Linked DNA regions of Mus musculus: region 2 is linked to region 1. The links are chromatin loops, found by intact Hi-C in ENCODE. Cell type or tissue: gastrocnemius. All regions are shown on one strand. Each heading gives the region's core, and the rest is flanking DNA. Links, peaks and the distances in the headings are about the cores only.

Region 1 (16,204 bases), core at 9,046-11,545:
AGACCAGTAAAACCAGAGAATAATAAGAGCGCCTTGACTGTGTTAGCTATTAAGACTGTGAATAAAAAGTTCCTTCAAAGTCTTCTCAGGAGAAAGGAGAGCCACTTGCATGACATTGTCATCTCTCGCGGGTCACTGTGCCTTTGCGTAGGAATGAAATGTTCTCTTTACAAATGTATAACACACAAATTAGAATAAACTTAATATCTTAAATGCTTCTAATGTTTTTAAAAAGTAGAAAGCAATTTGTGCCTGTGCTTAATTATTTTAGAGTATGTAAAAAACACATAATAGGATCAATAGTTGCTATGCAACAAAGAGGGCACATTTTAAAATAACTGTTTACCGATTGTCATGAATTTTTGTTTATTTTAAGTATTGCTTGGATACAAAGAAAGCAAATTAATGGGCAGGATGAACCTTTAAAATTGGTTCCAAATGCACAATATTGTTACTATTCATTTAAAATTTTGTTATGAAAAAAACCCTCTTGCAGCTTGAATAATTATGTAACTAATTCATCTCATTTGTTGACACTCACTTTTCAGTATGGGAGACAAATTACAACCAAATATTTTCTTAGATTATCATTAACATGTTACAGTCTAGAAACATTTTGGGAGTGTATTAATGACCTCAGTATGTACACTTTTTGAAAACAAATAAAAGCCTTATTTCCTGGCTAGAATAACCAGATTGACAGTGGAGTAAACTTGACTTCAAGAACTAATCAATTTCAAATTTGCCAGGTTGATGGCTCACATCTTTAATTCAACACTGGAGAGCCAGAAGCAGGAGAACCTCTGTGAATTTGCCGCAGGCATGGCCTACACAGACAAGTTCCAGGTCCGTCAGGGATATGTAGTGGGACCCTGCTCAACAAGCAAACAGATAGTGAGATAAGAAATTCCAAATTAGAAAGCACACAAACAAACTCCCAATAGACATCTGGGTGTCCTGATGATTGCTAATGTGTCGTAATGTACTATCAATGAAGGAAACAGTAGCACACAAAATGCAAAGTTTGACAAGGATGAAGTTATTTATATATAATGTCACCTTTAATTTACCTAATAAACATAACTAAAATATTGAGGACATAGTTTAATTTTTAAAATTATTTTATTTAATTTTAATGATTTACTTAATAAAAATCTAAACATTTTAGATCTAGAATCATCTGCAAGGAATGTCTGATACAAGCCATTAATCCAGATGACGAAATGGTCCCCATTCTTAGAGTGCTTAACGTACACCGGGCTTTGTGCTCGGTGCTTTTTATAAGTGTAAGTTTTATAAGTGTAAGTTTTATGACACTTTTGTTCCAGTTTAACAGATGAAAAATAAACAAGTCTGGGAGAAGTCTTGTAATGTATGTATCAAGGCTATAGAGCAAGGACATGAGCTGACGTTAGCTGTGTCTTCCAGTGTCTAAGTGCAAAGTCTGGGACATCTGCATTTCACCAGTGTACAGTCACAGCGATCAGATTTACTCTTCCATCTGAACAAATAAAACCCAGAGGGGGGCACAAAACAGAAAACAGTGGTTTCGAGACATCTGACAGTGACAGGATGCTGGTGACAGTCCTGTGACTATGGACTATGACAGTCTGCATGCTGTGACACAGGAGACTGGGAACAGGTTAGGCTTGGCATTTGCTTTGAAGTGAGGAGTCCATGGAGATTAAAGTTGCAACAACTCTCAAAGTAGTGTTGCAGAAGAACATTCTAAAGAGGAGGAGTGTGGGTGGATGGTCTAGAGCGTGCATGTGGGCAAGCTTTAGCCAGGGAAGGCCAATCTGAGAGAAATAAAGAACTGAACACTCACATACAACCAGGCCTTAGTCTCTTTTCACCAGACAGACCAGAAAACCTGTAATCTACAGGATACGCAGAAGGCTTTTCCATAGCTGGCATTCTATTATTAGACATTATTAGGCCTGGGTTCAGTGATAGTCTGATCCTAACAAATGTCAAAAGGAAGACCTAAAGTAAGTTGACTCTAAGACATGCTGCCATTCCCCAAGTAGATACTACACATATTCATAGGAATACTAACATCCAGATTCTGGAAGACAAACAGAAATGAGCACAAGTAGTTACCAAGGTCAAAGTCACAGTGCCTGGTGTCTAATACATAGTTTCCATAAACAGAAAGAACTAGGAGAATAGAACTCACAATGAAAAGAAAAATCAGTGACTAAAAAAATCAACTGAGATGGGCTGCAGAGTTGTCCCAGTCTCCCAGAGGACCCAGGATCAGTTCTCAGCGCCCACATGGTAGCTCACAACTGTCTGTAACTCTGGTACCAAGGGATCTGACGCTTTCTTCCAGCATCTATGGGTACTGTACTTACATGATACACTGACATAGTGCAGTACAACACTATAGCCATAACATAAAAATAAATATTTTAAATGACTCAGGAAGACAGAGATGCTAAGATTAGAAGATAACGTTAACACAGTTGATGTATTTGCCATGTCCAAGAAGTAAAGGAAAATTTTATCATGTTAAGTTAGTTTATCGTGTTTAAGTTTAGTCATGCAAGCTATAAACAGGATGTAAACTGAGACAAGTACAGGGCACCTGAAAACACAGGGAACAGAGGGAAACACTTTTCTATTAAAACAAGATTTTCTTTTAAAGTCTCAGAAAGAAAAAAGCAGAGTGTCGGTGGGGTGGGGCTGTGAGAGGAACCCAGGGAAGAGAGTGGAGACACAAGTATCTGAATATATGATGGTGAAATGTTGATGAATTCAATGGAAATAGATTTACAAAGCTCAACAGGCCACAAGCACAAGAAAGCAAACACACCAAAGGACATTGTAATCCAAATTCTCAAAAAAGAAACAAAAAACAAAAAAAACTTTCTCTTTGTTTGTTTCTTTCTTTGTTTCTTTCTTTGTTTGTTTCTTTGTTTCTTCCTTCCTTCTTTCCTTCCTTCCTTCCTTCCTTCCTTCCTTCCTTCCTTCCTTCCTTCCTTCCTTCCTTCCTCTTTCTCTCTTTCTTTCTTTCTTTCTTTCTTTCTTTCTTTCTTTCTTTCTTTCTTTCTTTCTATCAAGAGGCTGGACAGATGGAGAGAAGTAAAGAGTATGTGCCACTCTTATAGAGGGCCCAAGTTCAGTTCCCAGCACCAGTGATTGGCTGCTCACCACCATCTGTATCTGGCTCCAGGGCATCCAATGTCTGTGGCCTCTGCAGGCTTCCATGTTTATGCAGACAACCCCAAATGCAGACACATTCCGTCCTTCCTTTCTCTTTCTTTCTCTCTCTCTTTCTTTCTTTCTTTCTTTCTTTCTTTCTTTCTTTCTTTCTTTCTTTCTTTCTTTCAATAATTAAAACAATTTCTTTCTTTCATAATAAATTAAATAATTTCTTTCTTTCATAATTAAAAATAAAATAATTTTTCTTACACAGTATGGATTAATTACAGTTCCCTTCCCTCTACTCCTCCCAGTTTCTCCCCACTTCCCATCCAGATGTGATCCCTTTCTCCCTCTCATTAGTAAAACAGGCGTCTACGAGAGTATAATGCAATATGATATATAAAACAAAAACTAACTCTTTGGAATTAGACCAAACAAACAAACAAAAGGAAAATTGCCCAAGAGAGACCCAAAAGTCAGAGCTCTACTAGTTCAGCTCTTCAGGAATCCAATAACAGCACTAAGCTAGAGGACCTGTGCAGGGCAGGACCTGCGCATGCTTTCTCAGTGTCTGTGAGTTCATGTGAGCTTTGCTCATGTTGATTAAGAAGGACTTATTTTCCTGGTATCCTCTGTGCCCTCTGGCTCTTACACTCTTTCCACCTCATCTTCCTCAGGGTTCCCGGAGCCCTGAGGGGAGGGATTTGCTAGGGTCATCCCATTTAGGACCTAGTGTTCCAAGGTGTCTCCTCTGCATAATGTCCAGCTGTGGGTCTCTGTAAAATTTGTCTCCAGCGGCTGCAGGAAGAAGCTCCTCTGATGATAACTGAGCAAGGTGTTGATCTATGAGTCTGGCATTAGGAGTCGTTATTATCACTACAGTTTGTTTTAGTTTAGCCTTTGTCCCTGAGCTGTCTTGTGTCAGGCTTTTGGTAACCCTGGCAGTACTGGATCCATCTCGTGGAGTTGGCCTTAAGTCAAGTCATATGTGGTAGTTTGAATAAAAATGGCTTCCACAGACTCATATTTGAATGCATGGTCAGCAGGGAATGGTATTATTTTAAAGAATTAAGAGGTGTGGCCTTATTGGAATAGGTGTGGCCTTATTAGAGGAAGAGCATCACTGGGGGTAGGCTTTGGGTTTCAGAAGCCCACACTGGGTCTAGTGGCTTTCTTCCAGCTGCCTGCCGAGCCAATGTAGAACTCTCAAGCTTCTTTTTCAGCACCATTCTGACTGCTTGCTGCCTTCCCACTCTGATGACAAATGGACGAAGTCTTTGAAACTGTAAGCAAGGCCCAACCAAATGCTTCCCATTATAAGAGTGGCCTTCACCTTGGTGTCTCTCCATAACAACTGAACATGGATGGTAGCAATTAGTTAGTCGCACAAGCATTGTGCCACCATTGCACTAGCACATCTTACAGTCAGCGCACCATTGTCAATATAAGGGTTTGTGACAGGGTTGATTTTTATGTTTCTCTTTTGGTAGTGAACAGAGTTCCTTCCTGTACCAAAGATGCTAGAATGTATGAGTGAAGGTTCCAAGTAGGCACCAGGTCAACTTCTCCATGCTCAAAGAAGTGTATATGTATTGTCTTCAACAATAGAGCTTGGCCATCAATTTGTGGAGAGCAACCTATAGTCTTGGCAACAGCCTTTGTTTATCGGTTCCATGGAACCCTTTAGGCTAGCAACTCAATTAGCTGTAACCCAGTCCTGTAACCAGAAGCTTCATTTGGTGGCAAGAGATGGTCAGTTGGGACTCTTGTCTCCCCCCGCCCCCATTATTTGGTGATTTTAGTTAAATCACCTTCATATAAGTATATATTTTAGGAAGCTTCCCCTTCATTAAGTTTCCATACTACCCCTCAAATGCACCTTAATTTTATCTGTCTCTAACCATATTCCCTCCTTCATCTCCACTCTTCCCAGCCCCCTCCTGCACATCCATTCTATTTCTCCTTTCTAATGAGAGCTATCTTCTCCCCGCCCCAGTCCCTTACTCTATATCTAGTTTCTTGGGTCTACAGATTATAGTTTGTATCATTGATTTAATAGATAATATCCACATCTGAGTGAATACACACCATGTTTGCCTTTCTGGGTCTGGGATACCTCACTAAGGATGATTTTTTTTTCTGCTTCTATTTACTTGAGAATTTACAATTACTCTGTTGTGTTAAGATACCACATTTTTTATCCATTCTTCTGTTGAGGAGCATCTAGGTTGTTTTTAATTTCTGACTATTACAAATATAGCAACAATGACTATGGATGAGTTGTCTGTGTGGCAGGATGAAGCATCCTTTGGGTATATGCCCAGGAGTTGTATAGCTGGGTCTTAAGATAGATTGAGTCCCATCTTCCTAAGAAACCACTGCACCGATTTCCACAGTGGCTGCAGAGTTTGTACTCCCACCAGAAATGGAGGGAGAGTCTCATTACTCCACATCCTCAGCAGCATGAGCTGTCACTTGGTCTATTGATCTTATCCATCCTGACAGGTATAAAATAAATTTTCAAAGTGGTTTTGATTTGCATTTTCCTGATGGCCAAGGTTGTTATATTTCTCAGCCATTTGAAATTCCTCTTTTGAGAATTCTGTTTAGATCTCTGCTCCATTTTTTAAGTGGGTTACTTGTTTTCTTGATATCTAGGTTTTTTTAATGCTGTATATATTTCGGATATTGGTTAGCCATCTATGTGATGTACACTGGTAAAGAATCTTTTCCCATTCTGTAGGCTTCCATTTTGTCTGGATGAGTGTCCTTTGCCATGCAGAAGCGTCTCAGTTTAATGAGGTTTCATTTGTTAATTATTGATGTAAGTGCCTATGTTAATGATATCCTGTTCAGAAAGGCTTTTCCTGTTCTAGTGAATTCAAAGCTATTTTCCACTTTCTCTTCTGTTCTTCTATCAGGTTCAGTGTATCTGGTTTTGTGTTGAGGTCTTTGGTCCATTTAGAGTTGAGTTTTGTGCAAGGTAGTAAGTATGGATCTATTTGAATTCTTTTTACATGTAGTGTCCCAGTTTGACCAGCACCATTTGTTGAAGATGCTGGCCTTTCCCAATGTGTGTATCTGGCTTCTCTGCCAAAACTCATGTGTCCATAGATGTATGGATTTATGTCTAGATCTTCAATTCTATTTTGTTGACATGTCTGGTTTTATGCCAATATCATGTTGTTTTTGTTACTATAGCTCTGTAGTACAACTTAAAATTGGGAATTGTGATATCTCCTGCACTTCTTTTATTATTCAGTATTGTTTTAGCCAGCTTTGATTTTTTTGTATTTAAATTTTAAAACTAATTATTTTTTAAAAGACAAACATCAGAAGACTAGGGGTACCGCTCAGTAGTAGAGCACTTACCTAGAAAGACCAGGAACCTGCATTCGATCCACAAAAGATATTACCAGGGATAAAAATCATTTCATAATAATAAAGGGTCTTTTTAGTAAAAGAACGTAATAATCCTAAATGCTCAAATGAGTTTAAATTTCCAGCACCCATGTTAAAAGCTATGCATGGCTTCTCACTGTGTGGGAAATAGAGACAGGTATTTGCTTCAGTTTGTTGCTGCCATCATAGCTCCAAATTCATTGAAGGATCCTGCATCAAGGGAATAAGATGGAGAGCAGGACACTCAACATCTCTCTCTGGCTTCTGCATGTGTTCTCATGGGTGCACATATATACCACACACAGTCACACACATACACAGAGTATATATAAAATTACATATAAAATTATATATACAATATATGAATACATGAAACAAAACCTGGTAGAACTATAAGGAGAAAATGAGATGCACAGTCTAGAAGTTAGCATCTTTCTCTTAATAATATAAAATTATTTATACAGATTTAAAAACAACCAAACACCAGAAAGAATAAATAGTTTGAAAATTGAATATTAATTTATTTTTAAAAGCTACACTGAAGAATACTAGTAAATAGTAATACTAATAACAAACTTGAGACAAGATATGTGTAGTGCCTCCACTACCCAATACTATACATATTCTTCTCATGTACACATGAGACATTTATCAAAAAATGGACCATAGTTTGTGTTACACATTTTAAAGGAATTAAGACATACAAAGTATTTTCTCTGACCACACTGAAATTAAATGAGTCATTTATTGAAACAAAACAAAACAAAACATTGAATCCATGTCCTTAATGGCTGTGCTGTATAGGATGTGGAAAGACAGACTTTATGGAAGAACCAAGGCCCTGGAGCCATTGAGTCCAGAAACAGTGGCGTACATACCTGTCCTCTGTGCTGGTGATCGTCTTGGTGGAGCTTAAGCTCCTTGAAGCTGTTTCACTTGCTTTTCTCCTTTTACCATTTTTTTTACTAGTATGCAAAATAATGGGTTTCATTATGGCAGGTCATGCTCCCTCTGAGCCTCCTCCTCAATCTAAACAATGGGAAACAAACAGTATTTGATCTTAATACTTGGAAAGTAGTGCAACACTTTATTTTTGGGAGATATATTTTCACAAATCGTCTGTGCATTGCCAAATAGAAATGATTGGTTTGACTCCTGGTTTGGCATCTGAAATTCTAACTGGTTTGAAAGGTAATGGTGAATAACCATTAGTTATATCCTCACATGGGAATTGCCTCTGTGGATGGCAAAGAGTAACAGAGTCAGCCACAGAATTTTCACTTAGAAATAGTGAAACGATAGTACTTTGTACATCAATATTAGATACAGATTGTTACAAAATACCAATTATGTGTTTCAGTAACAAACACAAAAGGAATTCCAGGAGAAGGTCTAGAGTGTTCTGGAGCGCCTCAGAAGCTGCTAGCAAGGATGGGGTTGAACCAAGAAAGGACATAGATGAATGAAAAACAAAATTAAAGCCTGGGCGTTATACCCAGGGTTTACTTTGTGAAATTTCCGAGCTTGCATAATAGTTATGCTTTTTAAAAAGAAATCTGTTTCCCCACAATTGCTAAAATAACGTAGATATTCCATATAAAGTAGTTTGTGCTTTATTTGCGCACCATCAGCCAAATAATTTAATTTGTACAAAACTTGTCTTGCCTTCTAAGCTACTCTGTTCATTTATATAAAATCATAAGCAGACACTTGCCTGAATTCATCTTCTCAACGGTAAGTAAGTAATATAGTTAAGTAATTCACTGTGATCATATTCTTCTCATGTCAGGATTGGTAGCCTTGTGCTATGATGACACCTGGTCACAGCTTCCCTCGAGTTTTGGAGATTCCACCAGAAGAGAATCACTTTCCTTGTCTTTCTCAGTTTGTGCACACTGAAAGCAAACTGCCACTGCTCGGCCACTCTTCCTCTTTCCCACTCCCCCCTTCAGTCCTTTCTTTCTGTCCTCCCTTTCCTATAATAGCCCTAAGGTGAAAGGACCCCCGTGCTGAGACATGACGGAGCCCTCTGCTCACTAAGGGGCTGGCCACCTCACCCTCTCCTTCCTGCACCAGCTCTGTATCTCATCTACACTTGGGACCCACTCATCTCCTAAGGAATCCCTTGTCCATGAACAGAATTAAGGGAACTCCATCTTTTAAAGGCTCTTCCTAAGCCCCCTGTCATCTAGTTTGTAGTTTATCCTGTCCCACATACTTTATGTAAATGTACAAGATACAGTCTGTCCTAAAATAATTTCTGGTATCTACCCATCAACCATACAGGTTCTTTTTCAATTTACCACTTGGTACTTAAATGCCTTGGCACATCTTTTGTCCCAGAGTGCTCCAAAATTGTTTAAAGTGCTGAAGATGCAGTTTAGTGGCAGAGCTCTTTGTAGCTCACATGGAGTCATAGATTCAACCACCAGCCCCAGTGCAAAAATTGGAGAGAGAAGAGTGGGAAAGGAAAAGGAGAAGGAGCATGGAGAAAGATAAAGAGGGAGAAAGAAAAACATTGCACAATAAAGGAGCCATGTTGCTTACAAACAAGCAAAAAAGCGCTTGCTTCATCAGCACATACTAAAAAAAAAAAAATTAAAAAAATCCCAAAACCCAAAACCCAACAAAACACCAGTGTCTGAGCAACTTATAAACTGTTAACGCTTCAAGTCCTGCCTGGAACTTCTCACTTTCTTCCTCACCAGTTGTTGGCTTCTCCGTCCCCACCCAGACTTGCTGAAGCCCAGTAGTCAATGTTTGAAGCACTGGGAGTCAGGATGGGAAAGCCAAAAGATGCAGACTTCAGGCTGCATCTGGCAGAGTCCTGGCCAGGGAAAAGGGAGCGGGAGTCCAGCCTGCACATGCTTAACAAGCACACCCGGCGTGGGATTTTTATCACTTAAGGAAAGGGGTTCCCTGTCAGTCCACACAAAGGTGTCCTGTAGGCTGGTGGTAGCCTAGTAAAAAGTTCATATGAGAAGTTTTTGGGACTTTTTTTTAAATTAATGTGTGGAGAAACCATTAACAAACCATTGTAAATAACTTATACTTTGTGAAGAATGCTATGTCATATAGAACATGGATTGGAGAATGGCCTTTTTTTTTTTTTTTTTTTTTTCAGGAGAGTTAGTGTAGTGGAAAGAGAGGCATAGGAGAATGGGCCAAAGATTTCTTTTGTTGGGTGTGGAGAGAAGGGAATAGCTGGGAATATGCTGTTCTGTGTGCAGACATAGGGAAAGTGAGGGAGAAATAGTCTTTAGGGCTATTGTTGAGACTCTTACCTGGGAGTTGTTCACCTAGAGGCAGGCAGTCATGAGTGTCTGATCTTCAGCGAGTGCTCTTTCCCCTCAAGGTCACTAGTAACCTTTCCCCAAACAATGTAGAAATGTATTTTGAGAGAGACAGAATATCTCCTCTTGTTGTGTCTACACTTTTGCAGTTCTGTCCTCCAAGCTGTAAATCCTACTGAGCCAGGGGCTAGTCTCCTTGCTCATTTTATTTAATCTAAAGGGCTTCCTATAAAGTTTGTGAGTAAACTTTCTGTGTCCTGGTATCTCAGTTTCAGGGATCCTGTGAGAAATTCAGGTTGACCTCGTTCCTTCTTTAAATGACCAGAAACAGAGTCAGAAACAGTACGGGTCAACAGTCTCTTCCCAGTTTAGCTGGCATTCACCACACCGCATAGAATTTACGTCTTAGCATGGCACAGTGTAGAGCTGGAGCTGATCCGCTGCAGGGATCTCAGCTCTGATCTCAGAAGATGGAATCTGCAGTGAGTTACTCGGTTACTTACAGGTTTTTTGACTCTTGCTCTCGTAGGCAGAGCCAAAGCCAATAGTTAAAAGCCACATTGAGGAAGATTTTGGCTGAACTATAGGAAAAACTGCTTAATGCTTAGAAATGGAAACTCCTGCTGGGGAAGAAGTGAGTTATGGCTCCATGATATGTGAGGCACTGTGGGACGTCCTTCCATGTCAGTTCTGTGGCAGAGACTGCAGGGCTTGCCGGTGGAGGCTGTCTCCACGGGCTGTTGAATTCTTGCCCATGCGACAGTCTTACATGGATGCTTTGCCTCATTTAATCCTCATAAAAGCCCCCAAAGGAACTAGTTACAACCCCACCAGGACAGCTTATGGTCACAAACTTAAGGACACAGCCAGCAAGTGTCAGGGCCATCTCAAATTAAAGTCCTTACTGTTTTTTCCACAGTTGATGAGGCATGAGAGGCTGAACCAGGGGTTTCTAAAGGCCCTTCGAGCACTGGGATTCTTCAGAGTCTACGTGGGGATGTGGATGGCTGTTGTCCATTCATTCTAGTTTCACTCACGTTAACATGTCAGCCTGTGACCAGCCATGGGACAGAGACACTTGGCACTTCGGCTTCTGTTCTGTTTTGAGCTGGGCATAGTCTAACCTCAGTTTGGGGGTAGAGGGTATTTGTTTTGTTTTTTTATTTTGTTTTGTTTTTCAGGTCTCCTGATGAGGACTGAGTTAGCAGTGTAAATGCTTTTAGTAGTTTAGTCTTTAGTTTTAGATCTTTTAGTCGTTTTAAGTATAAATGACTCAGCTTTAGTTCTAAGAACTGTCATCTCTACTAAGTTTTCAGTTTTAGTTACTAGAATATTTGACCCAAGGTCAACTTCTAAGAGAACTTCTAAGTTAACATTTTTAATACTAAAAATTTTAAAGTGCTTTAATTTAAAACTTGATATTTGGCTATTTTAAAGATTAGTCTGAGAATACATTGAATGTACTTATTTCGAGGTAAAATGGCTTTGTATGTTTTGACATGCTGTTTTCCAGATTGAAGCTGAGCTCAGCAAGGAAAGAGCCCGGCATCTCATTGAGTTCCAGGATCAAGCTCTTCTCTTTAAGGAGGAAGCTAAACTGGAACTTGACATTGAAAAAGAAAAGCACCAGGAAATAATCCGGAAGTATCAGCAAGAACATGAGGACCTGCAGAGGAAGGTTTGTCAGCTGGTGCTATGCTCCCCAATGCATGCCGCGTGCTCCCCTAAAGCATGCTCAGTGACACACTCTCCATGACACACTCTCCACTCTCCCCTCGGGCATGCTTTGTGCCACACTCTGCATGTTCCCCTCCTAGGGCATGCTCTGTGCCACGTGCTACATGCTCCCCTTGGGCATGCTCAATGACATACTCTCCATGCTCCCCTCGGGCATGCTTTGTGACACGTGCTGCATGTTCCCCTCGGGCATGCCTTTTTTCCCATTTGTTTGTTCTACCCGCACAGATAAATCGTTTGCTTTACCTGTTCTTCAGAAAGGATGCTGGAGATAAATTACAGAAGCACACAACCAAGCTCTGTATGCATCTGCTTTCTTCTGACATCAGCTTAAACTGACTACACTGCGTGACTCATAACTGGCATGGCTACATAATCCAACATCAAAAGATAATAAAGTATTTCACACAATTAAAACTTTCCTTCCTAGAGTTTAACTGTCATAGTCAGGGTTTCTATTCCTGCATAAACATCATGACCATGAAGCAGTTGGAGAGGAAAGGGTTTATTCAGCTTACACTTCCATACTCTGTTCATCACCAAGGAAGTCAGGACTGGAACTCAAGCAGGTCAGGGAGCAGGAGCTGATGCAGAGGCCATGGAGGGATGTTCTTTACTGGCTTGCCTCTCCTGGCTTGCTCAGCCTGCTCTCTTATAGAACCCAAGACTACCAGCCCAGAGATGGTCCCACCCACAATGGGCCCTCCCCCCCTTGATCACTAATTGAGAAAATGCCTTACAGCTGGATCTCATGGAGGCATTTCCTCAACTGAAGCTCCTTTCTCTGTGATAACTCCAGCTGTGTCAAGTTGACACCCAAAACCAGCCAGTACATTAACCTTCTTAACTGAAGATATTTTGTTTTTGTTTGTTTGTTTGTTTGTTGTTGTTGTTTGTTTTGTTTTGTTTTGTTTTGTTTTGTTTCAAGATAGGGTTTCTCTGTGTAGCCCTGGCTGTCCTGGAACTCACTTTGTAGACCAAGCTGGCCTCAAACTCAGAAATTCGCCTGCCTCTGCCTCCCGAGTGCTGGGATTAAAGGTGTGCACCACCACTGCCCGGCTAACTGAAGATATTTTAATTCTAATTAATTCTAAGCATTTTGGGATGAGTTAAAATACTATAAAAAGCAGAGTCTGTTGAAGTACCCCTGCTTTGTTGCTTGATTGTTGGTTTTACATCCTCCTGCCTCAGCCTCCCAAGGGTTGGTGTTACATATGTGTACCACCAAGCTAGGCAAGGTATTCCTGCTTTTATATGACTTAAGTGTAAAGATGGAGAAAAGAATGGGGAGGAAGGGAGGGAGAGGGAGGCATGAAGAGAATGAATCAAAATTCAGTGTGAAACATATTTTGCAAATACTCATTAAGAATCCATGTTAGGGCTCAGCAGGTGAAGGCACTTGCCACTATTAAAAACATGAAATCAACTCCTGAGACCCCATGGTGCAATTAGGGAACCAGCTTCTACATGGTATTCTCTGATGTCTCCATATACACCATGACATATAAGTTCCTGCACACACACACACACACACACACACACACACACACACACAGATAAATGTCACTAAGATAATAATTTTTATTTTTTAACCTGTTTTAAAAATCCATGTTAGGGGCTAGAGAGAGTGAGTTCTGCAGTAAGAGCATTTATTGTGACAGAGGACTGAGGTTCAAACTCAAGTACCTCCATGAGGGCTCACAACACCCTACAACTCCAGGCCCGTAGACTCTGACCTTAGGCAGCACATGGTACACGTAATAAAGAAATCTAATTAAGCGTCCAGCAGCCCAAGGGCCTCTGTTTCTGTGTGAAGATGGAGAGTTTAGCCACCCCAGAGTCCAGCCCCTTGGTACCTGGCCACTCCCAGAGGGCTCTGCAGGTGTTCTGTCCTGAAATTCTTGATGATTTCATCTTTGAATTTGTGAATTTCTAAAGTGAATTTCTATTAAAAGAATGAAGTGTATGCTGGGAACTTGGTGCCACCGCCCCCCTGATGGTCTGGTCTGTCTGGGACAGGTCCTCACATCTTCCCGCAGAGCTCCTGGCACCAAAGGCTCCCAGAGTGGCCATTCCTTCCTCCCTTCAGCTCATGACTACAGTTGTCCTGAGTAGTTTGGAACTTCGTGGGCAGAGAAATGCAAACAAAATAATTCCATTACTTAAAAAAGGTCTAAATTCAAGTTTTTTAGGTGAAGTCTGATTTTTAAATGTTGACTCCTATTTTTAAAATCCAAACTTATATCTTTGTGGCCCTGTGAAGCGCCTGTCAAAAGGACAGCTTACTCTGTGTCTTTGTCACTTCTGCTGGGGGTGGGGGTAGAAGGAAACCATTGTTTAGACCCAAGTGACCCTCTCTTCCTTCTTCTGGATTAGTTGAAAATAGTAGAATATTAATTTCTGAAATGACTCATGGTGGTGAATAGATTTCCTCCCAAAGTTATTCCTTATGTAAATTTAACATTTGAAACACATTTTAGATGCATACTGCTTTGAAGCAGTGGTCCAGCGAGCTCTGGGAGCTCTCTCTGTGCCATTTCCAGATTTCCATGGCTCGTTTGCTACTGGAGTATAAGGAGGGACCTTAGATGAGCTTCTGCAAGGCTGCTCTTGTGTTCTGCTGCTGTTTGCTTGCCGATGGTTTGTTCCCCTTTTCAGTTTATAACCCAATAGCTCACACTGATCTGTCACTCCCCAGAAAGCTGTGGCTGCCGGTAGACCCACAGTGGCTCTCTTGCCTTGCTTAGGATTTCAGGCATGAGCCACCAAGATAAATTTTCTCTTTTCTAAGGAGAAAAAGTCTTTTCCATTCCAAAGGGATGATTTGGGCAGAAAGTCCCCTGAATTATTGTCTCATGTTCTTGTGTAAGGTGAGAGGCGATACCTTTGCGCCGTGTCCTGGCATTTTCTAGAACCGCCATAATGACACCAGAGTGGCCACTTGTCTTTCAGTTCAGTTCACTCAAATGTGATACTTCTTCCAACATAGTGGTTCAATTGCCAATGCTCTGTAGCCAGTCCTGGCTTTCCAGAGCCTGCAATGCTCATCCCAGCTAAGTCACCAGTTGTGACAGATCAGCCATAGTGGTAAAGGCATTTCACTGTTAAAATTAGATACAAAGTTGACCTGAGAGAGATGGGGGTGAGGGGAGGGTATTTTTAAACATTTACTGGCACCCCACTGTCATTACATTTAGAACAGTACAGAATTTCTATGATCACAAGACGTGGGAGAGTGCAGCTATAGAAGACTAAGCTAGTGTCTGGGGTACATCTATCTATATATAAGAAAGAAAAAATATGTCCCAGGCGAACTTGGTGTTCTGGTGTGAATGGGACACAACTGTGGTGTTCTCTTTCTGTGTCTCCAAAAACCAGTCAGGCACCTGGAGGTTCCAGAGCCCAGCCATGCCCTCTCCCATCTGTTTGTGAAAACTTGAGTTACTTTTGGCAGCTGGATTCAATCACAGAGATTTAAATATTTCCAAAGGTGCCCAAGTAGTTAATAGGATACCATTTTAGGAAAATAAATAAAACTCTGTGTTGACTTAAAACTATCTGAAGGCCTATATATGACATGGGATACAAGCACACTGGTTTATTAGAAGAAACTTAACAGCACACTTGTCTGTATACTAACGTGAGACTTATCTTATAGATAGGTGACCTAATCGCAGATGCTACAAAGGACCTGAGGCTGGAAGTGGCCTCTCTCCAAGAAAAACTGCATGAATCCCATGCACAATACACAGAAGAGTCTGAATCGAAGAAAAAAGAAATTGAAGACCTGAAAAATCTGGTAGCAGAATTCCAGTGTCGTTTGAAACAGGAAACTGGCCGTGATGATTCAATTTCCGAAGAGTTGAAGAAGGAAATGAAACAGAAGTCAGACGAGCTGGAAAGAGTAAGGCTGGCCCAGACACAGCTGCTGCAGCAGTTCAGCCAGTCACAGGAAGAGGTAGGAAGCAGAGAGCCCCCAGTGAGGACCATGGCCAGTTAAAAAGCAGGCAGGCAGGCAGGCAGGCAGGTACGCAGACAGACAGACAGACAGACAAATGCAAATGTGACAGGCAGTTGGAGGTCAAGAAGAGAGTCACAGCCTGGCTCCCAGGCATCCCTTGGCTTCATAGGACAGTTCTCTTCTTAAGTATCATTTATTCTTTGAGAATCTCATGCATACATACTGTGTATCTCTGTTAGTCATATTCATACACATCCCTTCCCTTCTCTCAACTATGGAATCCCCCTACGCCCTCTTCCCAACCTGACGTCCAGTGTTTTGTTTTGTTTAATAACAGTCCCGTGTATCCATGAGTGTGCAGCCATATACTGGGGCCTGGTCCATCTACCAGGGGCCACACCCTAAAGAAAAGCTGACTGTCTTTCCCCTAGTAGCTACCAGTTGTCAGCACTGCTTCTCAACTAGGGGTGGGAGGCTCACGTGCCCCTCCTGCTCCAAGCTGGACCCTGGCTGGCCTGATCCTATGTGGCTCTTATATATACAGTCTCAGCCTCTACAGAGTTCAGAAGTACAAGGGTCTTGTCGTGTCCTAGAGAATACCCAACCCTATTTCTTAGACTCTTTCTGTTCCCTCTTCCACCATGTTCCATGGACCCTGGGG
Region 2 (16,204 bases), core at 8,079-10,578, 74 kb after region 1:
GGCCCTCCCAGACAACTAAGACGAAGGTATCTTTCCCACCAGGTAGTACACAGAGTGGGGTTCTTTTGGCTTTTGTTTTTTTGGTTTTTTTGTTTGTTTGGTTGGTTTTGCCAGGGCAAAATGGTAGACACCTAGACATTTTCTTTGTTGATGGTTTTCTACCCCAGAGTCTCCCTAAAATTTCAGGATAGAAGCCATCTTACTGGAATCTTTACTGGAATCTTTAAGTTCTGCGTGATAAATGGGGAAACAAATGGGAATTTGTTGATGGTCCCCCCCCCCGTCTTTTTTTTTAAACTGGAAAAAAAACCCAATATATTCTGATCATAATTTTTCCTTCCTCATCTCCTCCCTCACCCTCCCTACCTCCTCACCCATCCAACTCTATGCTTTCTTTCTCTCTCACTAGTAAAACAAGCAAATTTTAAAAAAGAATAAAACCAAGTGAACAAACAAAAAGGAAAAAGAAAGAAAGAGGATGAGAAGCACACACGCATGCAGACACACACAAAATCCATAAAAACACAAAAGCCCAAACAAAGCAATGTGTACCTTTGACTTTGCTTCGTGTTGACCATCTTGTCCTGGCCATGGGGCCTGCCCTTAAGTGTGGTTTGTATATCCAGAGACTCCCTTGGAGACACTAATTTTTCCTTTGCAAGCAATTGTCAATTGGAAACAACTTCTTGGTCAGGGATGGGAGTTCATATCCATCTCCCCATCTTAGTGCAGGGATCTCATCTGGTTTGGATTTGTGTAGGCTGTAAGCATTCTGCCACAGTCCCGATGAGTTCATTTATGTGTCAGTCCTGTTGTGTCTGGAAAACACAGTTTACTTGATATCATCCACCCCTCCAGCTCTTAGAGTCTTCCTGAGTCCTGGGGTGGGGGTGGGGTGATGAAGACATCTCATTTAGGACCAAGTCTTCCAATGTCTCTGCACATTGTCCAATTAAGGGTCTCTGTATTGGTTCCCATCTCCTGGAAGTTTCTCTGATGATGGCTAAGTGAGATGCTGATCTATGAGTACAACAGAAGTCATTAGAAATCATTTTATTGCTGTGTTCCTTTACCAGAACAATTGGTTTCCCCTTAGGTCCATTGCCTATCAAGGCTCAGGTTCTTGGCCACTCTGACAGTGTCAGGCATGGGTCTCATCTCATGGACTAGGCCTTAAGTCCAATCATAGACTGGTTGGGGACTCCCACAACTTTTGTGCCCTAGTGTATTATGCAGACAGATCACCATTGTAGACTGCAGGGTTTGTAGCTGGATTGGCATTTACTCTCTTCAGGTATCATGCACAGTACCTTCCAGTACCATGAATACTATTCAGTACAGGCGAAGGCTCTAGTTAGATACCAACCTGATTCACCATGTTCAATGAGATATGCATTGTCTTTCAGTCTCCATCCCCCACCTCTCTTGAACTGTATATGCCATCTCCTCTTCCTTGGGAGATCCTACCCCATCCTAGTTTACTATATACCTACAATATACTCTATGATCTCTGTGGTTGTACTGATAGTAGCATATCTAGTGAAGGCTTAAATGCTAACATCCATACATAAGATATTCTCTTAAACATATCATATTTGTCTTTGGAGGTCTGGGTTACCTCACTCAGGATGATCTTTGTCTAGCTCCATCCATTTACTTACAAATTACATAATTTGGTATTTTTTTAACAGCTGAATAACATTCCATTATATAAAGGTACCACCTTTTAATTGCACATTCACCCACTGATACAGATCTAGGCTGTTTCTAATTCCATGCTATTATGACTAGAGCAGTAATGAGCGTGAATGAACAAGTGTCTGTAGTAGAGTGGAGAGTTCTTTGGGTATATGCCCCAGAGTACTATAGTTGGATCTTGAAGTATATTTATTCCCAGCCACATAAGTTTACACTTCCATCAGCAACAAGTGAGTGTTCGTCTTACCCCACACCCTTGCCAGTATGAGCTGTCATTTGTTTTATTAATCTTGGCCAATCTGGCCAAGATAAAAATCTTGAAGTAGTTTTGATTTGCATTTCCCTGATGACTAAGGGTGTTGGGCATTTCTTTGTTTCTCATCCATTTGTGTTTTATCTTTTGAGAAGCCTTTGCTTAGTCTGTACCCCATTTTTAAGTTGGGTTATTTGTTTTCTTGATATCTAGGGTGGTGGTAGTGGTTCTTCTCCTTCCCCTCCCCTCCCCACCCCTCCCCTCCCCCCTCCTTCTTCTCTCTCCTCCTTCTTCCTCTTCTTCCTCCTCCTTCCTCCTCCCGTTCCTCCTTCCTCCTCCCCCTCCTCCTTCCTCCTTCTCCTTTTTCTTCTTTAAATATTTTAGATACTAACCTTATATCAGATGTGTAATTGATAAATATCCATTCCCATTCTGCTTTGTCAGGATGGTGGTGTCACACTGCTCTAGCCCTGTGCCTCCCTGCTGTCATGCGCTCAACCATGATGAGCATGGACTCACCCTCTGAAACTGTAAGTTCCCATTAATGCTTTCTTCTGTAACTCTCCTTGGTCCCAGTGTCTCTTCACCACACTGGAAAAGCAACTAACACAGATTCATTTGAAAGATATGAAATACAGCCAGTGATAGTGACTCACACCTTTGAACTCAGCACTCGGAAGGCAAATGCAAAGGCAGTCAGATCTCTCTGAGTTCAAGGCCAGCCTGGTCTACAGAGTGAGTTCCGGGACACCCAGAGCTACACAGAGAAATGCTATCTCAGAAAACAAAAAGGTAAAACAGAGGGTGGGGTAGAGGGGTGAAGGATGTGACTGGACTCAAGTCCTGTCTTGTTCCAGCATCATGTTGTAGACCAAAAGACCTAAACAGGTAGAAAAACAGGAAGGAAAACAGCAAGCACTGAAAGTTGAAGAGAAACACAGCCAGATCTCTGTGCTGGACACCCAGAAGTCGGCAGAAGCTTGAGCCAGATCTGAGGAAGCAGGATGCTTCTGAGGAAGGGCATTAGAAAGGAGCCTTGCAGCAAAATGAGTGGATAGCTGCCAGTGTGTTACCAGCTGGTCTACCCTGTAGTTAGAAACAACTTTTTATAATACAGAAAATCGCAACGGATCTTCCAGAAGGAAACTACCCACAGGTCTCTGGAAGTTAGAGTCTTTGATTTTATAACATTATGAAGACCATCTGAGCTGGCTAATGTATGTCTACTTGACACAAGCTAGAGTCATCAGAGAAGAGGAAAACCTCAACTAAGAAAAAAATAGGCTGTAGGCAAGCCTATAAGGCATTTTCTTAAGTAGTGATGGGTGGTGTGTGTCTAGACCATTGTGGGTGGGGCCATCCCAAGGGCTGGTGGTCCTGATTTCTATAAGAAAGCAGGCTGAGTAAGCCATGAGGAGCAAGTTAGTAAACAGCACCTCTCCATGACCCCTGCGTCAGCTCCTACCTCCAGGTTTCTCCCTTGTTGGAGTTCCTGTCCTCACTGCTTTTGATGATGAATTGTTATACCAAACCATAGTGAAACAAACACTTTCCTCCTAAGTTGATTTTGATAATGGTGTCTCATCATAGCAATAGTAACCCTAACTAAGACACATCCAAATCTCTCCTTGAGATTTTCACCACCACTGGTCTCAGGGTATGTGTCCTGATCATCTATTTCTTGGATAATTATTTACTATGTTCTAAAGGTATGCAAACCAACATATGCAAATGTATTGATGTTAACACTGGGTAGCCAGAACTAGTGCTCATTCCAAACTATGAGAAAGATCCTGCTGGGTGGTGGTGGCGCACGCCTTTAATCCCAGCACTTGGGAGGCAGAGGCAGGTGGATTTCTGAGTTCGAGGCCAGCCTGGTCTACAGAGTGAGTTCCAGGACAGCCAGGGCTACACAGATAATCCCTGTCCCCGGAAAAAAAAGAAAGAGAGAGAGAGAGAGAGAGAGAGAGAGAGAGAGAGAGAGAGAGAGAGAGAGTCCCACAGAGACAGGAAAAGGCACAAGTATACATTGGCCTTGCTCTATCCTGGATCTTTCTTTTTTCTCCAGAAGATTTATTTTTATATAACATGTCTATCTGTCTGTCTGTCTGTCTGTCTGTCTGTCTGCTTATAAAAGCCAGAAGAGATTGTCTGATAGTCTGAAGCAGAAGTTGCATGTGGTTGTTAGCTCCCTGACATGGGTGCTGGGAACAAAACTCAGGTCATCTGGAATTGCAGAAAGCACCAAGACATTTCTACCCCTGTACTGTGCTTTCGTAGTCATGGGCTCTCGTTTTATTTATGTAATTTGGAGGACACTATTTCGAAAAGTCAAGGAAATGAACATTCCAGGAGACAAAGTAACCTGACTAAAGTCACCCAGCTAATAATCAGTGAACCAAGGATTTGAACTGACTCCCGGGCATACAGAACACAGTGTGTAGCCCGCAGAACCCAAGCAGATATAAGGTACACACAATCTTAGTCGACAGCAAAATTCTTGACAAATATTTCTTTTTACTACTTTAACATTACAGATTGGGTGAGTTCCAATTCACACAAGTTCAGAATTTTAAGTCATTTAAGTACATCAGAATTCACGGGATTCCAGAAGCAAAACTGGCTCTGAGATGCCCCAGAGCACCACAGGCAATGGTGACTCCATGCGCAATTTCCTATTTCAGCACTTGGCCCAGGTACCTCACACAGGACTGAAGATGAGAAGGAGATACCTAGGCAAATCTGCCTAATTTCCCTGAACTCTGTGTAGTCCAAGTACCGCAGCTTGACACATCCATATGGCTTTGCTTTCTTGGGCAATTGCAGCCTTGGCAGAGAATGAGAACACCCGCCCTTGACAGGAACTGTATGTGAATGAAAGGCTTCAGGTGCTGGGCTGGCTCCCGACTCCTCTGCAAAAGGAAGTGCCTCCCACTTGGCTTGGTGCAGCGATGGTACAGGTGAGTCACCACATTGCCAGCCAGGCAAGTATTTTAAGAAACATGAAGTGTAAGCAGGAACCAGCAGAGAAGGACGAGGACTGAAGTGTCGCCATTAGCTCCGAGGGTGTCTTGTTGTCATGGTGCTAGGAAAATCACTTCCACTTAGAGTTCCACTCACCAGCTGTTTTGCTGGAACTTTTTTGCACGGGAGGCTGGTAGCCACCCCAGCACAGGCGTGGGCCACGGGTGTGCACACATGAACACCTGTAGCAGACACCCACTCCAGAGGCCTTACATTGCTTGTCTGACGCATGCCCCTACCTCGTGTGACATAATCGGAAGCTTTGGAGTAGAGTCAGCAACAAGAAGAACCACCTCAACCTCTGTTTCCCCTCTGGCATACCACCGTTGCCCATCCTTTGAAACACTATTTCAAGGCTCAGGCCTTCGACCAAAGGTTTGCAGCCTTCCCAATGCTGTGACTCTTTAATACAGTTCCTCATCGTGTGGTGATGCCCCAACCACCAAATTATTATCGTTGCTACTTCGTAACTGTAGTTTTGCTACTGTTTTGAATCATAACGTTAATATCTGATATGCAGGTGGTCCTAAGGTGACCCCTGTGAAAACGGTTTGATCCCCCCAAAGGGGTTTTGACCCACAGGTTGAGAACCACACACTGCCTTAGACCATTATGGGGGTAGATTACTTCAGGTTCAGCCAGAAGCAGGGGTTGAGGGTGGGATGAGGAAAATCTCCCCCAAAAAGTAACACTGGGACTCCTTGCCAGCCTGCATTCCATAGCGTGCTGCTAGGAAGATGACTCCCCACAGCCTTTCTTGGTATCCACAACTGCACTGCACTGAAGGGAAGGGCAGATGCTGACTGCTGCCCAGAGGCGGCTTCTGTGGGACTGTTCCTTTCTTGGATACCATCAAAACCCCAACCAACAAACAAACAAAAAAGTCTGAATGAGTGTTTAGGAATGATTGACCAGTGTGAGCAATTAGGCCTCCTCTTCCTGGATGTTTATAGCCTGAGACATGAGACAGCTCACCCTCAGAGACCTCCTCCTAAAACTAGCTTACCCCTCCCCTGTGCAGTACCTAGCAAACACAGTGAGGTTTCATGTTGCAGCTGTTAGAGAACCTCACCTGCTCCCAGTTTCATTATATCTGTCCTTTCTTCACTTTCTTGTGATCCAAACAGCGTTGCAGAATTCAAACTGCACACTTCATGGTGGTAATACATGTGCTGAAAAATCCACAGTCCCTAATTCAAATCCCAGGGGTGAGTTAGGCATGGCAGAATTGGGGGAATCTGATAAAAAGTCAAAGAATGTGCATACCTCTGGCTACATGACACCCTATAGCATCTGCAGCCACATCCTGTGTTCATTTCTCTAAATGTCTCTGTTGCAGAAATAGAATGTAGGGAGCCTATGTCAATTCAAGAATGACCTTTGTATCAAGTGTGCTCATTTCAGGACATATTTTGCTTCCACATAAGTTATAAGTGCATTTTTTTTCTTTTTGGTACTCAGATCTCTTGGGGTTTTGAAACTGTAAAGTTGCTTCCTCTTCATCATAGAGATGAACAGCCTGGGAGGGAGGTTTGCCACATTGGTTAATCTATAGGAGAGATGAGGCTGAGCTCCTAACCCCCAGTGAGGCTCCGGAATCCATGGACACATGGAGTGGTGGCTAGTCTTGGTTGTCAATGTGACTATATCTGAATTGAGCTACAATCCAGAAATGGAGGGCATGCCCGTAAAAATTTGTCTGCTTTGTTTGAAGTGGGTGAATCTATTTCTAATCTGGACCTTTGAGGCAGGAAGCCACACCTTTGATCTGGATCCTGAACCTGGAAGACACCAGTCTTTTACTTGGATCTTGAGATGGGAAGACATACCTTTAACATGGCCCATACCTTCTGCTGGAAGTCTACCCAAGAACATAGAAAAAGGAGCTCTTGCTTTTTAACATTCTTTTTTTTTTAAAAAAAGATTTATTTAGCCGGGTGTGGTGGCGCACGCCTTTAATCCCAGCACTCAGGAGGCAGAGGCAGGCGAATTTCTGAGTTCGAGGCCAGCCTGGTCTACAAAGTGAGTTCCAGGACAGCCAGGGCTCCACAGAGAAACCCTGTCTCGAAAAACCAAAAAAAAAAAAAAAAAAAAAAGATTTATTTATTTTATGTATATGGGTACACTGTAGTGTACAAATGGTTGTGAGCCTTCATGTGGTTGTTGAGAATTGAACTTTAGGACCTCTACTCGCTCCAGTCAGTCCCACTCGCTCCAACCCAAAGATTTATTTATTATTATAAATAAACACACTGTAGCTTTCTTCAGACACACCAGGAGAGGGCATCAGATCTCATTACGGATGGTTGTGAGCTACCATGTGGTTGCTTGGATTTGAACTCAGGACCTTTGGAAGAGCAATCAGGGCTCTTAACCGCTGAGCCATCTCGTCAGCCCCAAGCTTTTGCTTTTTACGTGCATGCCCTTGTCTTGCTGACACATCCATTCCTTCACTGGCACTGGAGCCTATTTCTTAAGGGGAGCAGCTTTGTGGGTCCAAGCAACCTCTAGACTCTTAAGCTTTACAGTCACAGCTAGCCATTGTTAAATTAGCTGGACCACAGCCTGCAAGTCTTTCCAATAGATTTATTCCATAAGTTCTGTGGCTCTAGAGAACACTAACCAATGCACATGCTTCTGGTGGGATGTGTCTCTGCTGCCTGCCTCAGTGGGCCTGGCATACCAGTAGAATGAAGATCACATCAAACTTACAGCCCTCCAGTGAGGATCTAACATGTTATAGATGATTTCTGCTATAGACTCCATTGAGCCCTACCAAATCCACACATAGAAATCCTAGTCTCAGTATCTCAAGATATATAACCTTATGCAAAAATACAGTCACTGCAGACATGAGTCAAGATAAGGTCATTGGAACAGATTCTAATTCAGTAGGGGTGGTGTCCTTAACAAGAGACTTTGGGTGTAGAAAAAGATGCACAACACTGGGGTGATGATGGGACATGCCTTTAATCCTAACACTTGAGAGGCAGTGTCAAGGCCAGCCTGGTCTACAGAGCAAGTTCCAGGGCAGCCAACGCTACAGAGAATCCCAGCTTAAAAAACAAAAACAAAACGAAAGTTACATGTGTGCGAAAGGAGAGATTAAAAACTAAAACAATGCTTCTACAAGATTAGAAGTGCCAGAGATGCTAGAAAACTAGCCAAGAGGGGCATGGAACAGAGATTTCCTCGTGCCCCAGGAAACTACCCTGCCAATGCCTTGATTTGGATTCCAGACTTGGGAAACAATAAATATCTGTGGTCCAAGACATACAGTTTGTGGAACTGTGTAACCACAGCCCTTAGCTAATCAGAACACAGTCCTTTACTCAGTATGAAATTTTCCTGTTGGTGAATGATAGCCAACCATCCTTAGTGTCCATCAGACATGGTTTTGTCTGTTTTTTGGTGATAGAGATGGCACCCAGGGTTTGGTGCACGTTAGACAAACCCTTTACCACTGAGTTAACCTCTCACTGCTCGGCAGTATCACTGACAAATACGGAATTTGATGATTTCTAAGACCTCTCCCAAATGTTATCTATGTTCACAGCAACTCAGTTCGGCTCCTCTTTGGAATGATGACCTGGTCCTTACAGCCCTTCCTTTGTTGCTGTTTCAAAGATAAGCTAAGGTGAAGGTGACCTTCAAGGACAAAACAAAGTCACTTCCGGTGCTGTGAGTTGTGTTCCTAGACATTAGAATAAAACTAATTTAAGATGTGGGTCTTCACTTGCCCTCTGGTGAGGCAGCTCCTATGGTGAACTCCCTTGTATCTTCTCTATGTGTCCTCTATGTGTTCTCTATGTGGCCTTTGGTGTTAAATGCAAACCATGTGTTTGGGCTACAAATTCTGCAGAAGGAAGCAGAAATCCAAGTTGGCGGTCCTTTACTGTGACTTAAAGTTATGTCACGAGGGCCCTGTGTGGGCCTGGAAAGCTTGGGCTCTTTGTGTGAAACATGATCCCTCAATACTATTTCAATGAGTAGATAAAAAGCTGACCTAAGAAAGCTCCCAAAGACCGTTGATTTTACATAAACCAAGGTGTGACTAGGCCTGGTCTAAGGAAAGAAGTCCAAATACTTTAAAAATGTCTCTAGCCTCAGAGGAGTCCCTATTTCAGAGCTAGTCTGGGACTTTCAGCCTCTGCCCCTCACCAACACAGAGTTTGACCTCACCAACACAGAATTAAGTAGCTGTGTGGGTGATCATGTCTCCCAACCCCTCCCCCCATCTGTGGAGCCTTAAAAGGCTGAGTAGTCACAGGACAGCCCTATCTGTGGCTGGCCATGTGGCAGTGCTCTCGGGCCTGTCTCACTTCCCGTCAGCCCTTCAGCCTTTGCTCAGGAATTTGCTCCCAGTTCCATTTCTGGAAGCATCTATTTCTTCACTAAGCTGAGGGCTGCAGCCCAGACACCCTCAGATAATGTTTGTTTAAGGTTTTCACCCTTGCTCCTGGTTCCTCGCTACTCTGTCACAATTTTTGAAGTGTGATTTCTCCTGCCAGTGGACGCAGCCAGCAGGAGTCTGTTGAGTATAGAACTCACTGAAGGGCTGAGAGTGTCACTTAGGGGATCTCATAATTGATGATTTTTTCCCTTGTCAACATGATATATACATAATCCAAGGGAAATGTCTAAATGAATGGAGCTGTTTGGGGATAGAGGCTACATTTCATTCTCTTTTGAATTTTCAGTGCTTAGCCTCCCACCTGGCACAGGGTAGCATCCAATAAAATTCCTTATTGAATGAATGGACATTAGTTTTCTACTTTCTTCAGAGAGGTGCTCTGCTAGTGTGATGCCAACACACCACGGTCACACACAAGGCTAAAAGACACTTATATTTTCCAATAGCTCTCATGAGACATGTCCAAGGAAAAGCCCCTGGATCCAGGATGCAGAGGACACAAACTCCAGGTCCTCTTGGACCACTACCTAAGAGCCCGCCCAGTGTGTGTCTGCCTCACTGTGTTGTCTGCAATGCCTACCTCGGTGGATGGTTTCAAGATGCTGCCGAGGCAGCAACTGAGGATGTAGCTTAGTAGTAAAGAGTTTACCAGGCTTGATGTCCTGAGCTTCATTCTCAGCATTGCAAGGAATGTTTAAAAGGAGAAGACAGTGAAGGCAAAGGTTTCAGAGACCACGCTGAAGCACTTCTGTTATTTACTACCGTAGCAGGTAGTAATACGCAACTGGAGTTAAGAGGGTCCATGAGTCGTATTGACTATCCCAATATCTTTTATTCTACATGAACTCAGAGATGAAAGCTAAGTTTTCTTCCTACTACAGCTAAAGATATATCCAACCTAGTGAAGTCCTGGTCTCTTTGGAACATTACTTTCTGCTAGGTTAGCATCCCCCCCCCCTTTTTTTTTGAGATGTAACTTTAGAAGTATCCAGATTATGCATTTGGCAACTGTAAGGGTATAAAGACATTTTTAAAGCATTTTTATTAGATATTTTCTTCATTTACATTTCAAATGCTATCCCCAGAGCCCCCTATACCCCCCCCGCCCTGCTCCCCAACCCACCCACTCCCACTTCCTGGACCTGGCATTCCCCTGTTCTGGGGCATATGATCTTCGCAATTCCAAGGGCCTCTCCTCCTATTGATGGCCAACTAGGCCATCCTCTGCTATATATGCAACTAGAGACACAGATCTGGGGGGTACTGGTTAGTTCATATTGTTGTTCCTCCTATAGGGTTGCAGACCCCTTTAGCAGCTTGGGTACTTTCTCTAGCTCCTTCATTAGGAGCCCTGTGTTTCATCCAATAGATGACTGTGAGCATCCACTTCTGTATTTGCCAGACATTGGAATAGCCTCACAAAAGAGAGCTATGTCAGGGTCCTGTCAGCAAAATCTTTCGGCATATGCAATAGTGTCTAGGTTTGGTGGTTGTATATGGGATGAATCGCTGGGTTAGCAGTCCTATTTTGTGCATTGGTGATGGATAAAATATTAAGTCACAGAAGACTAGTTGAAGAATGGTTGCTCTAGAAATAGTTCCTGTGCCTAAATTATGCTAAGAAATATGAGGTTTTCATATTCAGAGGACTGTGCCTTTGACAGCCTCCTTAAACCAAAGAAACCTCAGACCCCAGGACAGGCCTAGAGAGTGAGAGGACATGCTGTGAGCAGCCTGGCACTGACCAGCAGAGCTCAGACTTCCTCCATTTTCCTCACCTTCCAATTGAGACAGCAGCAGGTGGTCCTTTGCTTTCTCCATGTCCTGGTGCAGATGCTGTTGCTAAGGTAACGGGGTGAGCAGATACAGAAGCAACTGGTGGATACTGCTCTCTCTACTTACATGTCCAGACAGTCTTCCATCTTAGCTAGAAAGTCTTATTCGATATTACTGATCTGTATGAAGTAGTGTGCTGGGGCCTAAAGAGAGAAGTCTGGCCTGTGGAACAGCTCAGATTCCCTGGAAATTCTTCCAGTGTAGGTTTCTAGACAATGTGATGAAGAAGGAAGCAGAGAATGAGGATCTGAAATTACATACGGATGCTAATTGTCTATGTATGCTGTGGCTAGAATTGCCTAAGGCCCAGTTTCTAGATACAAGTCCTTGGTTTGCCTGGAACATCATAGAATGAGAGGAGTGGGTGTCAATTCTGTGTTCTGAGTCAGTCTGTGTTTTGTGCTGTTCCAGGATAGGTGCCTCTAATATTTTAGCAAAGCCTTTCTCTGGGGGCAATGTGATACTATATATCTGAGTTCCTTTTGCTCCTGGGTTACATTAGCTAGTGAGGGCCCCACCGGCAACTTTGTTATTCTTTATTCTTCCCTTAGAAGACCCACAGAATAGTTCTCAAAGGACAAAGGAGAGGTTGTACTTAGTGATCCACTTTATCTACACTGACAATCCAGAAGAGGGAGCAGGGCATAGAGAGGAGATGAAATTCACTCTAAGAAAGGGAAGAAAGGAGCCAGTGAGATTGCTCAATGGATGATGACACTTGAGGCCAAAGCAACCTCTTGATTTCAGGCTGAAATCACACTTGACAAGCTGGTTTCAACCCTTGGAAGCCACTTGGTTAGAAGAGAGAACTACTGCAAGTTGATCTCTGACCTTCATGCATGCACTGTGGTGCGAATTAATGCTCACAAACACATACACAAATAAGTTTAAAGAAAGGGAAAGGATAAAGATTCAATGTCTGCATTGCTGACTCTCATTGTCCCCTAGAAGAGCAAGATTATCTATAGCTAGATTTCCAAGATGGGCTCACTAGCTCAGGACGTGGATTAGTTACTTCCTAATTGCTGTGACAAAATGTTTGACAAAAGTGACTTAAGAAAGAGGGTTCTCTTTGATCTACCCTGGTGTCCTGCCCACAAGATATGCTAGGACAATGGTGGTTAAAATAAAAAATTATGGGAGTAATTAACCAATACCGAATTGACTTAAGACGAGTTTACAAGATGGAACCCATACCTGACACCGCTTCGGTGACCAAGAACCTGACACTAGATAGCCAAGGGACCTAGGGTAAAACTAAATACTACTGACCTAATAAATAAATAAATAAATAAATAAATAAATAAATAAATAAATGTATGTCATGATAAAATGACTCCTAATGACATTCTGCTATACTTATAGATCAATGCCTTATTCATCCATCATCAGAAAAGCTTCCTTCTACAGCATATGGGAACAGATAGAGAGAGACCCACAGCCAGACATTATGCAGAAAGTGAGAGATCTTAGAACACTGTGGTGGTTTGAATAAGAATGGTCCCTATAGGCTCATCTATTTGAGTGTTCCGTCATCAGAGAGTGGCACTATTTGAAAAGGTTTAATAGGTGTGGCACCGTTAGAGAAAGTGGGTCACTGGGGATGAGCTTTACGCATTCAAAATCCCAAGGCAAGCCCAGTGTCTCTCTCTTCCTGCTGCCTACAGATGTGGATATAGAAATCTCAGCTACCTCTCCAGCACCATGTCTGCCTGAATGCCACCGTGCTCCCTGCCATGATGATAATGGGCTAAACCTTTGAAACTGTAAGTAAGGCATAATTAAATGTTTTCTTCTCTAAGAGTTGCTGTGGTCATGGTGTCTCTTCATAGCAAAAGAACACTGACTAAGATGCTGACTAAACCCTCAACCCTAAATGAAATGTCTCCATCAAATTCCTCTCCTCGGAGCTCAGGGAGCACTGCAGAAGAGGTGGCAGAAAGAGTGTAAGAGCCAGAAGGGATTGAAGACATCAAGAAAACAAGGCCCTCTAAATCAACATAATCAAAACTCATATGAACTCAGAGACTAAAGCAGCATGCAGGGGCCGGTATGGGCCTGCAGCAGGTCCTCTGTGTACATATATGGCTTCCAGTTTATGGGATTCCTGAGTATGTGAATGAGTGGGTCTCTGATTCTTGTGTCTTCTCTTGGGCTCCTTTACTTCTGTTGGTTTGTCTTGTCCATCTCTGAGGTGGTAATTTTTGTTTTCTCTTATACATTAGTTTGTTATATTTTATTCTTATTATCATTCCATAGAAGCTCGTTTGTTTTCTAATGCAAGACAGAAAGGGAGTGGATCTGTCTGGGAGGGAGGTGGGGATGTGCTGGGGCAAATAGAGGGAGGAGAAACTGTAACTCGGATATATTCTGTAAGAAAAGAATCCATTTTCAATAAAAGGGGAAAGTAAAAGTAAAAGAAAGAAGTTTCAGTTGGCTCACAGTTTGAGGATGCAACCCATCCTGATGAGGTCATCTTGGCTGCAGCAATGGATCACATCGCATCCGCAGCCCGGACATAGAGAACAGTGAATGCTGTTGTTCACTTTGCTTTCTTCTTTTTACTTTAACCCATGAAATGCTGCCACCCACATTCAAGATATGCCTTCACTGTTAGCATAAGCTAGAAACTTTGTTCCAGACATTCCCAGATTTGTCTCCTATGCAATTCCAGATCATGTGAAGATAACAAGCAACATTAACGATCACAGGACCTTTCCTCATTTCTTAGGGAAGTGGGTTGGAGAAAGCAGGTAAGCGTGGGGTGCTGGACAGACAGCATTGGGATTCTAGGGTCCAGGGAAAGCGTGGACCATTGCTGCAGACTTGAGACTCAAATCTTAAAATTTGAATTCTGTCATCCTAGTAGATGACCACACCAACACACACACACACACACACACACATATCCCACCCCTCCAGCCAAACACATAGGTCACTTAATCCCCTCCCTTTGTTCTTTCTTTGTGAGGGTATATTAGTTACTAGTTCAGAACCCAGACAGGCTTGAAGGAGAGTTATGACAAATACCAGAGCAACTGAGTTAGGACCTGGAACTCCAGCGCGATCCTGCAGCTTCCCTTGTCTCCTCTTCTCATCAAGTGACCACAGAATTGTCTCTCATGACATGCTGATTTCTTCCACATTGCAGCAAACATGCTCCCCTACCCCACCCAACCCCCATCATCAGGAACAGCTCCTGAATTTTGAGCATCAACCAAAGACACTTCCAACTTTAAATATGAAAAGTCCAGGGGCTGGAGAGATGGCTGGGTTAAAGCACTTGTTATTCTTACAGAGGACCAAGGCTTGCTTCCCAGAACCTATATGGTAGCTCACAAACATCTGTAGCTCTACTTTCAGAGGATCCAATACCCTCTTCTGACCTCCACGGGCACCAGCATGTATGTAGTACACGTGCACACATACAGGTGGAACACTCATGCACATAAAATAACAAATCTAAAAAGAGAAGAAAGCCCTAGATGAGAGTTTGAGTGTCTAGGACTGATCCAGTGCTAGAACAAGGGGAAGAGATCTGACAGTAAAGCCACAGCAGGCAGCTCTTCTGTAGGCCACAGGAGGGAGAGATAGGTGACCCTGTCTGTAGCTATGTCTGCCTGAGTGCATCTGGTCTGGTTGGACCTTGGAAACTGAGCAGGATGAGATTTGGCTGGTGCGTAGATAGAGAAGAGAAGAGAAGAGAAGAGAAGAGAAGAGAAGAGAAGAGAAGAGAAGAGAAGAGAAGAGAAGAGAAGAGAAGAGGAGGGGAGGGGAGGGGAGGGGAGGGGAGGGGAGGGGAGGGGAGGGGAGGGGAGGGGAGGGGAGAGGAGGGGAGGGGAGGGGAGGGGAGGGTGCTGAGCAGAGGATTTCACAGGCCACATTACAAGGTCACACTTCAACTTCCAGCCAGACGCAACAAGGACCTCCTCTGAAAGCCCCACTCCTCCCTCTCCACCCTCCAGAATGATGTCTGGACCTCTCTGTGCACTTAGCACACGTTCATCATGTAGTCACCTTTCGAATAACTTGTCTTATACAAATATTAATATGTCCGACTGAAGGAAAATTTAGAAACATAGATTAAAAGAAAAGCCACCCATAGATCTGCCACCTAAAATATTAACTTAGCATTTGCAGGTGTTGGCAGAATTTCAATTCATGGTGAGTTGTTCCCCTGCCCCCCTCCTGAATCCAGCTCTTTAGAATCCAAATCCAATACACACAAAATACAAAAGGGGGAAGGGAAACTGTTTGGAGGGAAGACACAGAGCAGCAGAAGGAACAAGAGGGGTTAACAGCAGGGTGAATATGAGCAGCGTCCAATTATAGACAAGTGTGGAGATATGGTGATGGAACCCATTATTTTATATGCCAAGTTTAAATCTCACAGCTCCTCCACATTTACCTCATGGCAAAGGCTCCATTGGTGTAGCTTACACAAGCAGACAAAGAAAGAAAGAAAGAAAGAAAGAAAGAAAGAAAGAAAGAAAGAAAGAAAGAAAGAAAGAAAGAAAGAAAGAACCAGATGAATGAGTTATCATAAGTTTGGAGAAAAAAAAAAAGCCCTCTGGCCAAAAGCAAAATTTGCTGCTGAGGAAGAAATGGGAAGGGGAATTAAGGAGTTGGACTGCAGAAGGCATGTGTGCCCCCACCCCACTCCCATCTCTTCCTCAGTTCTCTCTGCTCCCACAAGGCAGAATCGATGCCAGAAGAGAGTGGTGCACAGTGCACAGGACTGACCTGGCCATGACCATTAATGGAAATGTGGAGGCTGGGGCCCTTTTCCTCTGTGTGACTTGGAAATGTCAGCTGTGACTTAGGGAAAGAGGATTCATGGAAACAACCAAGCCTGGGTCACCACATGCATGCAGTATTTTAGGCCCAGCAAGCAATCTGGCAAGTTCAAAACCTCTGGTGAGTGGGTTCCAGGAAATCTGATTTTAGCAGTATACCATGGATGCAAGAGTACATCCCCA

Evidence for each region. Peaks named below come from ENCODE experiments on the same cell type or tissue, not always from the same donor. Only the 100,000 strongest peaks of a DNase experiment are listed, where the experiment ranks them.
Region 2: a loop joins it to region 1, with 7 times the contacts of the local background. A loop is called at or near these places in 2 of 42 quality-filtered maps.

The regions. Positions count from the first base shown.
Region 1 is chr3:65,804,554-65,820,757 of GRCm38, forward strand. It overlaps Lekr1 (leucine, glutamate and lysine rich 1), which reads left to right. Exons shown (of 13, transcript NM_001166659.1): 11 at 11,359-11,523; 12 at 15,241-15,540. Among named protein-coding and RNA genes, the nearest start is that of Gm25755, 41 kb to the left of the region's middle. In gastrocnemius, for the core only: no CTCF peak of the experiment used is centred there; a DNase peak (open chromatin) is centred at 10,575.
Region 2 is chr3:65,879,844-65,896,047 of GRCm38, forward strand. No RefSeq gene overlaps it. Among named protein-coding and RNA genes, the nearest start is that of Gm35039, 40 kb to the right of the region's middle. In gastrocnemius, for the core only: no CTCF peak of the experiment used is centred there; no DNase peak of the experiment used is centred there.